2 separate regions of the Homo sapiens genome follow, and region 1 is linked to region 2. Evidence: chromatin contacts called from ENCODE Hi-C or POLR2A ChIA-PET data. All regions are on one chromosome and are shown on one strand. Each heading gives the region's core, a stretch centred on a gene start or an enhancer-like site at or near the end of the contact. The rest is flanking DNA. Distances are from core to core; before and after follow the strand shown. Region 1 overlaps MSL2 (MSL complex subunit 2). Region 2 holds the start of PPP2R3A (protein phosphatase 2 regulatory subunit B''alpha).

Region 1 (3,644 bases), core at 37-2,536, 210 kb after region 2:
GGCTGAGGCACAAATCATTTGAGCCCAGGAGGTGAAAGATGCAGTGATCCAGGATCGCGCCACTGCACTCCAGCCTGGGCGACAGAGAGACTCCATTAAAAAAAAAAAAATCAGCGGGGCGGTGGCTCATGTCTATAATCCCAGCACTTTGGGAGGCTGAGGCAGGCAGATCACCTGAGGTCAGGGGTTCACGACCAGCCTGGCCAACATGGTGAAACCCCGTCTCTACTTAAAAATATATATATATACAAAAATTAGCTGGGCGTGGTGGTGCATGCCTGTAATCCCATCTACTCAGGAGGCTGAGGCAGGAGAATCATTTGAGCCCAGGAGGCAGAAGCTACAGTGAGCCGACATCACACTACTGCACTCCAGCCTGGGAGACAAGAGCAAAAATCCCTCTCAAAAAAAAAAAACCATTGTTAACTATAGTCATTCTACTGTGTGACTGAAGTACAAGACCTTTCCATAAAGACTCAATCCAACCATATTTGTTTCAAATATACTTCACAGCTTTCCATTTTCTACAGGATGACCAAAAGGAAAAAAAACTCTGTCCTTTTTTTTTTTTTTTTTTTTTTTTGAGATGGGAGTCTCGCTCTGTCGCCAGGCTGGAGTGCAGTGGCGTGATCTCGGCTCACTGCTGCCTCCTGGGTTCAAGCGATTCTCCTGCCTCAGCCTCCCGAGTAGCTGGGACTACAGGCGTGCGTCACCATGCCCAGCTAATTTTTGTATTTTTAGTAGAGACATTCACTATGTTGGCCAGGATGGTCTCGATCTCTTGACTTCGTGATCCGCCCACCTCAGCCTCCCAAAGTGCTGGGATTACAGGCGTGAGCCACTGTGCCCAGCCTGTCCATATTTTTAAATAACTCCAATCAGGCCAAAAAAGAATACAAGCCTGATCTCAAACTGGCAGGGGGATACCTTTTTAATTTATAAAAGGAGGTAAAAATGAGGTAGCAGAACCCTAACAATGATGGGAGGGAAAAGAGGCCAATTATATGCCAAGATTTGTTCAATATGTTTGAGAAAGTATTCTACTTTCTGTTCCATCCCGAAACATGTCCTAATGATGAATGTTTTCTGTATGTTTGGCATTGTAAAAGTAATCATTTTCTTTCATTATATTATTACTCAACATTTACCTGGGTATGTCTCACAAACATGAGAAAATGAGACATGTTAAATCTTTAAAAATTTAGCAAGTCATTGCTGTTTCAAATCAAAAGGAAGTGTAAAGTTAGTCACTGTTACAAGTCAGATTCCTAGGCATGCAAACTCTTAGGACAGGTTAGTGTGCAGAAAACTTATGAAGAGCTTCTCTCAGGATTATCATTTGTAAAGGAAGGAAGGAAGTGGCTGGGATGAACTCACAAAAAAGGCCTCAGATGACCCAAAAGAAACTCTAAAGCTGAATGACTCCTTAGGGTTGTCCTATGCTGGGCCCAAGGAGCCAGGTACTTTAATGAACCAGAACCTGGAGGCACACTACTCACAACGAAAGCATGTGACCATGAATGAGTTGCTCTCTTCAGCCAAGGATGATTCCCAGACAGGTCTCACAGCCTCAGCAGCACACCCACTAGCTAAAAGAATGAATTTCTTTAAGCCTTAAGTGGGGATTTGGGTATTACATCATGGCATCCACTACAATCAGTAATTCTGTAACTGTCCAAGTCTGACAAATTTTGAGTAAAACAATGTCATATATATTAATAGTGTGCTCCTAAGTGATTTGGCCCTCAGTTTCTTAAAGCTATTAACTAAATATCTAGGTTCTTTTCACAGCTGTAAAATTTGATGATTCCAAGACGTATGGCCAGGTCTATAAAGGGTGTATCAAAAGCCTTGCATTTGGGTATAATTAATTTTCACTAGGTATCATGTTGAGGTAACAGGTATGTATGTGAGAGTTTTATTCTACTTTGTATGTTGAAACTTTTTCTTTTTTTTGGAGACAGGGTCCCACTCTGTTGCCCAGTCGCTTAGGATGAAGTGCAGTGTCATGGCTCATCGTAGCCTCAACCTCCTGGGGCTCAAGCAATCCTCCTAACTCAGCCTTCTGCGTAGGTGGGACCACAACTCCTGGCTCAAGCGATCCACCCACCTTGGCCTCCCAAAGGGCTGGGATTACAGGCGTGAGCCACCGCACCTGGCCTGTATATTGAAATTTTCTATAAACGTGACAAAATAAAGTCCAATGAAAGCTTGAATATTTCTACTTATGTCAATTTTTTCATGCTTCCAAATTTACCAGAAGGTTTACATATTTAAGTATTCTCCCTCTCTCCACCTCTCATCATACTCATACTCACTCCCCGACAACACATACACACATACAGTACCCTTTTCTTCTTCCCTCCTACGTAAATCCTCCTCTCCCTCCAATGCTTTGGCTCACATACCTCCCATACTCCCCCCACCCAGTTACCTATACCTAATGTTATTTATACCCTCTCTCTCACTTCCACCTTCAACCTTCCTTCCTATAGCAACTCCCCATCCAGTTATTCCCTATGCAGAAGCTTCTCACCAGAATGTGTCTTCTAATGAAAGGCAAAAATTGCTAATCCCAAATGTAGTGGGCACTTCTGGTTCATTATTCTTCCCTTGAAATGCTCTCCTCCTTTCTCCCCTAACACTGTCTCCGTCATCTCCTCTACATCCTCTTCTGTCCCCTCATTAATTTTAGTATTTCCCATGTTTCCTTAATAGGATCTACTCTCCTTACTCCCTTTCAGTAATCCTTAGTAATCCTTACTGACACAGACCCCTTTGAGAATCTGACTATACAAATGTGTACGTCTTCAGTTCAAGAGCTAATAAAAAAAAAAGTACAAATTGTTGTTCAGAATCTTATGAGGATCATTAATCTTTTCCCCTTTTGAAACAGACATGACACCATACAAACTTTAAAACTGACCTACGGGGCCGGGCACAGTGGCTCACACCTGTAATCCCAGTACTTTGGGAGGCCAAGGCAAGAGGATCACTTGAGGTCAGGAGTTCAAGACCTGACTGTCCAACATGGCGAAACCCTACCTCTACTAAAAATACAAAACCAGCCAGGCATGGTGGTGTGCGCCTGTAATCCCAGCTACTTGGGAGGCTGAGGCACAAAAATCGCTTGAACCCAGAAAGCAGAGGTTGCAGTGAGCTGAGATCACGCCACTGCACTCCAGCCTGGGCGACAGAGCAAGACTTTGTCTCAAAATAAACAAACAAACAAACAAAAGAAGGTGGAACATACTTCTTTCTAGAGTGATTGCCCATAAAGCTGTTTTAACTACTGTTCATAAACTGGTGACTTCTGAATCTGTATCTCCAACTCAAATCTTTCTCCCCTGAACTTCAGACCCAATATCGAAGTGCCTACTAGGAATCTCATCTCTCTTTTGCCAACCCACAGGTAATTCAAGCTTAACATGAGCAAATATAAATTTTATCTCCCATAAATCCCCACCTAAAAGCCTGGTCTTCCTCCTGCATCCCTTATTCTCTTGGTACTGACACTATCATTCATTCACAAACTAAATACCTTGAAACCACCCAGACTCTTCACCTCCATTCCATATCCAATTGTTCTCCCTGCATGTAGTTTATAAAAATCTGCCAATTCCACCCCTTCAGGTTTTATTTGC
Region 2 (3,978 bases), core at 1,170-3,669:
TCATTTAGAGATGCATAGTGAAATATTTATGGATGAAATAATAATGCTCCATGTGATTTGCCTTAAAATAATCCAAGGAGGGAAAGAAAAGGTGAGGGTACAGATGGAACAAATTGGTCATGGGATAATTGTTGAAGCCAAGTAATGGGTGCATAGTAGTTAATTATATTATTCTGTCTCTGTTTTCAATATTTGATATTTTTATACTAAAAAAAATTTCAGATGTTTTCTTGTCTAATAAGACTTGCCCTACTCTCTTCCTATACCTCATAGAATTAATTGTGCTCATGACTGCTCCCCTACCGTCATGTAATTTAAACATTTATTTTCAAATCTTTCTCCCTTACTTGGCCATAAGCTCCTTGAGAACAAAGATTGACAGAGTTTCACTCTGATCACCCAGGCTGGAGTGCAATGGAGAGATCTCGGCTCACTGCAACCTCCACCTCCCGGGTTCAAGTGATTCTCCCGCCTCAGCCTTCTGAGTAGCTGGGATTACAGACGCGTGCCACCACGCCTGGCTAATTTTTGTATTTTTAGTAGAGATGGGTTTTCACCATGTTTACCAGGCTGGTCTCAAACTCCTGGCCTCAGGTGATCCACCCTCCTTGGCCTCCCAAAGTGCTGGGATTTCAAGCGTGAGCCACCACGCCCAGCCCCTGTATCTTCTTTATTTTATATCATTTGTATTCCTACCACCTAGTACAGTCTGAGTACTCAATACATTGTGGTGAATTGGCAACTCTCTAGCCCCAATTCACCATGGTCCTCATGACAGAGAGACTAACTCTATTGTATTGAATCAAATTTCCAGTCACGTATTGTGTCCTTTATACATTCAAGTTATAATGTGTATAAATGCATGGCAAAAGGGCCAAAGGAGCCCTAATGTAAAAACATTGGCAATAAAACTGTTGAGACAAACCAAGAATCCAGGTTGCCAGGGTCAGCAGTTTTAACATTGTTTTATGGTACATTGTGTACTTTTCCTTCTTACTGATATGCATTGCACTGTGACCTTTGCAGAGTCCTATCCTGCCCTGCATTTTTCACAGAGTTGCTCTCAGTCTCAAATAAGATACCATATGCATGTGAAAGGGCTTTTGAAATGGAAAAGCAGTAGAAAGTTGAAAGTAAAATGGTCTCTTTCTCTCTAGGGCATCAAGGCATCTCACAGAGCACACTTTAGCTACTGGGAGGATTGACCTTGGGTGAAATTTCAGTATGTAAAGCTTGTTTGGGGTTATCTTACATAATTTTTTCTTTCCTTGTGCTATACACACACACACACATATATGTGCATATATGTACAATGCACATATATACACACACACATATGGCACCTAGTATATGCTTGGTGCTATGCTAGGTGCTGGGGAGACAGTGAGAACAACCCAGGTGCCCAGGACCTGTCCTCACAGCCCACCTAATCCTTTTAAGTCTTTACATACCTCCCATCCCCCACCCCCATGCTCCTTACTCATGGTATTCAACCCAACTGATTGACTTATTTATTGTTATTTATATGCTTATATATTTATAGATTTATCATTTTATCAAGATTTTTACGAAGATACTCAATTGGAGGTTCCTAATTCTGGAGAAATTTCCATTTTACAAATATATTCTTGGAGAGGGCATGATTATGGACCTGTCACATTTGAGTACTGTGGCAGTTAGAAGGAGGGCAATTTTGGGAGGCCCTTCCAGGCTATGTCCTTCCAGCTATTAATGAGGTTCTGTTTCAGAGCAGACCATATTACACGGTGTTATTAATAAATCTGGCGAGTGGTTATAAGGGTGTGTGTATCGGAATAATCCATTAAGCTGTACATTGGTTTTATATGGCTGTCTATATTTGTGTTTTATTTAACAGTAACAGTTAACAATAACAGTTAAAAATAAGTATCACTTCTTTTAAAATTCACACAACTTCTTGGGCTGAGTGAAATGTGGCGCAGGTGCAGGACTGTGGGAAGACAGGAGCGCCAGGGAATGTCTGGCCAGCAGCGCGCTGCCCTCAAGGGGCCTCCTTGAAGGCCCCTTGAAGAGGGCAACACAACTAATGACGATAACAATAACAACGATGACAATATTGACGATGACAATAACAGTAATAAATCCGAGCAAGAGACTCGAATCTGTCAAACAGCAGCGACCACCACGAATCGCATCCCCGCGGCGCCGCCATACAGGAGACTGCCCTCGCCGAGGCCACAGCGGCTCTCGCGGCGCCCCTGGAGGCCCCCTTCCTGCCTTGGCCAGAGGGGCGGGGCGTAGGCTGGGGGCGGGGCCGGAGAGTGGGCGGGGCCTGGCGCGTGGGCGGGGCTCCGGGCGGGCCGGCCGCCGAGGGTGGGGCCGAGGAGGAGGAGGAGGAGGAGGAGAAGGAGGTAGGGGCCTGCGGGTGGCTGGGCGGGGCGCGCTCGGGCCTCCGCTCTTCACGCGCCGCATTCGTAGCCCGAGAGTCCGCGCCGCGGGGAGGCTTGGAGGCAAGCGCTGCCCGCGAGCTGAGCCGCCGGAGGAGGAGCCGCGGGCAACGAGGTAGGCAAAGGAACACTGGCCGCACGGCCTGGAGCCTTCAGCTCCCTCGTCCCGGCCCGAGGGGGTGGCGAGGCTCGGGGCGGCGCGCGGAGGCCGGGGCGGGCGGGGCCGGGACCTGGGGGCGGGGACCGGCCTGGCCAGAGGGGCCACACGGAGCTGATTGGGCTGTGGAAGTCGGAATTCCAGTCGGTGCGGTGCGGTGCGGTGCGTTGCCTCGGCGCGGCCGGCCGGTCCCGGGACACGGCACCAGGGAGGTGTGGAAATTGCCTGCCCCAGGGGCGCCCGCGGAGGAGGGTAGGCGGGGGCGGCCTGGGCCCTCCCACTTTTCAGGGCTCCTGGGCCAGTTCGCCCGCACAGCCCTCGGGAACTTGTTAACAGGAAAGCCTGGCAGAGAAACAAATGCCAGCGTTTTGGAAGAACTGAGAGTCACGTCGTTAGGCGCTGAGGCTTTCTTTTCCTTCCCCGCCCCCTGCCCAACCTCGGCCCGACTTGGCCAAAGAAGGATGTGTCACCAGCTCCGGGCCGCGGACGGGATTCCCGGCCCGCCAGGAGCCGGGGTACCTGAAACAAAGGTAAACGGAGGCCGGGCGGCCCCTGGTCCTGCACCGCGGCCGCGCTGGAGCGCCTCGGTGGGTCTCTCCCGCGCCGACCTGGCCGCCGCCGCCGCGGAGGGGCGTTCTCCTGGGGGACCTCTCGATGGAAACCAGCTGGCCGGGCTTGGAGTTGATGTTGCATCCGAACTCTGTTGTGCTCCCGTTATTCCCAGTCCTCCCACTCTGGTAAAGCTTAAGGAAATTTTATCCAGTCTTGGTGGTCAGCAAATGTAGGGGAAGACAAATTATTGTTTGTAAATTATAAGGTATTTTCTAATTAGGAAATGGCCTGAAAACATTAAATTCTTAACACGTAAGCAAAAAAAGAGTAATTCCTTCCAACATCTGAGGAAGTATTCCTCCTCAAATCTTCATTTATGTACAAAACATCCCCCACACCTTTGGTGCCAGGCATTTTTCTTTGTTCTTCCTTAGTCTCAGGCCTTAGTTTCTTGTAAACAGAACCCAGCGCCTAGACCCTAAGAATTGCCATACTAGGTCAGAGCATGGGCGTCCAGTTCAGTAGGCAGCCGGCTTGTGTTGTAGTAAAACTGTTGTTTTTTTTTCTTGGTGGTATGTTAAAAATTATCTCAGTTTCTTTCAGTAGTCCATGAAAGCCTTTTAAAAATTTTCTAAGCCACTGCTAATTTACACACACAATTTATTTACATTTATTGCATCCAAATGGCCCTTTTATCACCTCTGGCAGAAGAACTTAATGGCATGAGATACTTGTGGAAAAAAACTTAGATCTTTTATACAATCTAGGAGCTCAGAAATCTAGGAGATTTCTAGGAGAACGGGGAAACAGATCAAAAAGGTTTTTAAAAAACAAAGCTTTGGG

What was found. Hi-C counts contacts between places; a loop is a spot of excess contacts on that map. ChIA-PET counts read pairs that join two places held with the same protein, here RNA polymerase II (POLR2A).
Region 1: a loop to region 2 is called in a map of endothelial cell of hepatic sinusoid, with 2.6 times the contacts of the local background. The contact joins the enhancer-like site here to the promoter of PPP2R3A in region 2. A Hi-C loop is called at or near these places in 2 of 168 maps with a recorded cell type or tissue (endothelial cell of hepatic sinusoid and posterior cingulate gyrus). POLR2A ChIA-PET finds 5 or more read pairs at or near these places in 4 of 52 experiments (BJ, H1, Panc1 and 1 more).

Annotation. Positions count from the first base shown.
Region 1 is chr3:136,169,950-136,173,593 of GRCh38, forward strand. The region is part of intron 1 of MSL2 (MSL complex subunit 2); the gene reads right to left. Among named protein-coding and RNA genes, the nearest start is that of MSL2, 25 kb to the right of the region's middle. Within about 2 kb of position 1,287, at least 3 of the 41 ENCODE cell types and tissues checked have a DNase peak (open chromatin) inside an H3K27ac peak, as active enhancers do.
Region 2 is chr3:135,963,309-135,967,286 of GRCh38, forward strand. It overlaps PPP2R3A (protein phosphatase 2 regulatory subunit B''alpha), which reads left to right and starts at 2,420. Exons shown (of 14, transcript NM_002718.5): 1 at 2,420-2,541. RefSeq lists an enhancer at 1,994-2,812 and silencers at 2,257-2,486, 2,617-2,896.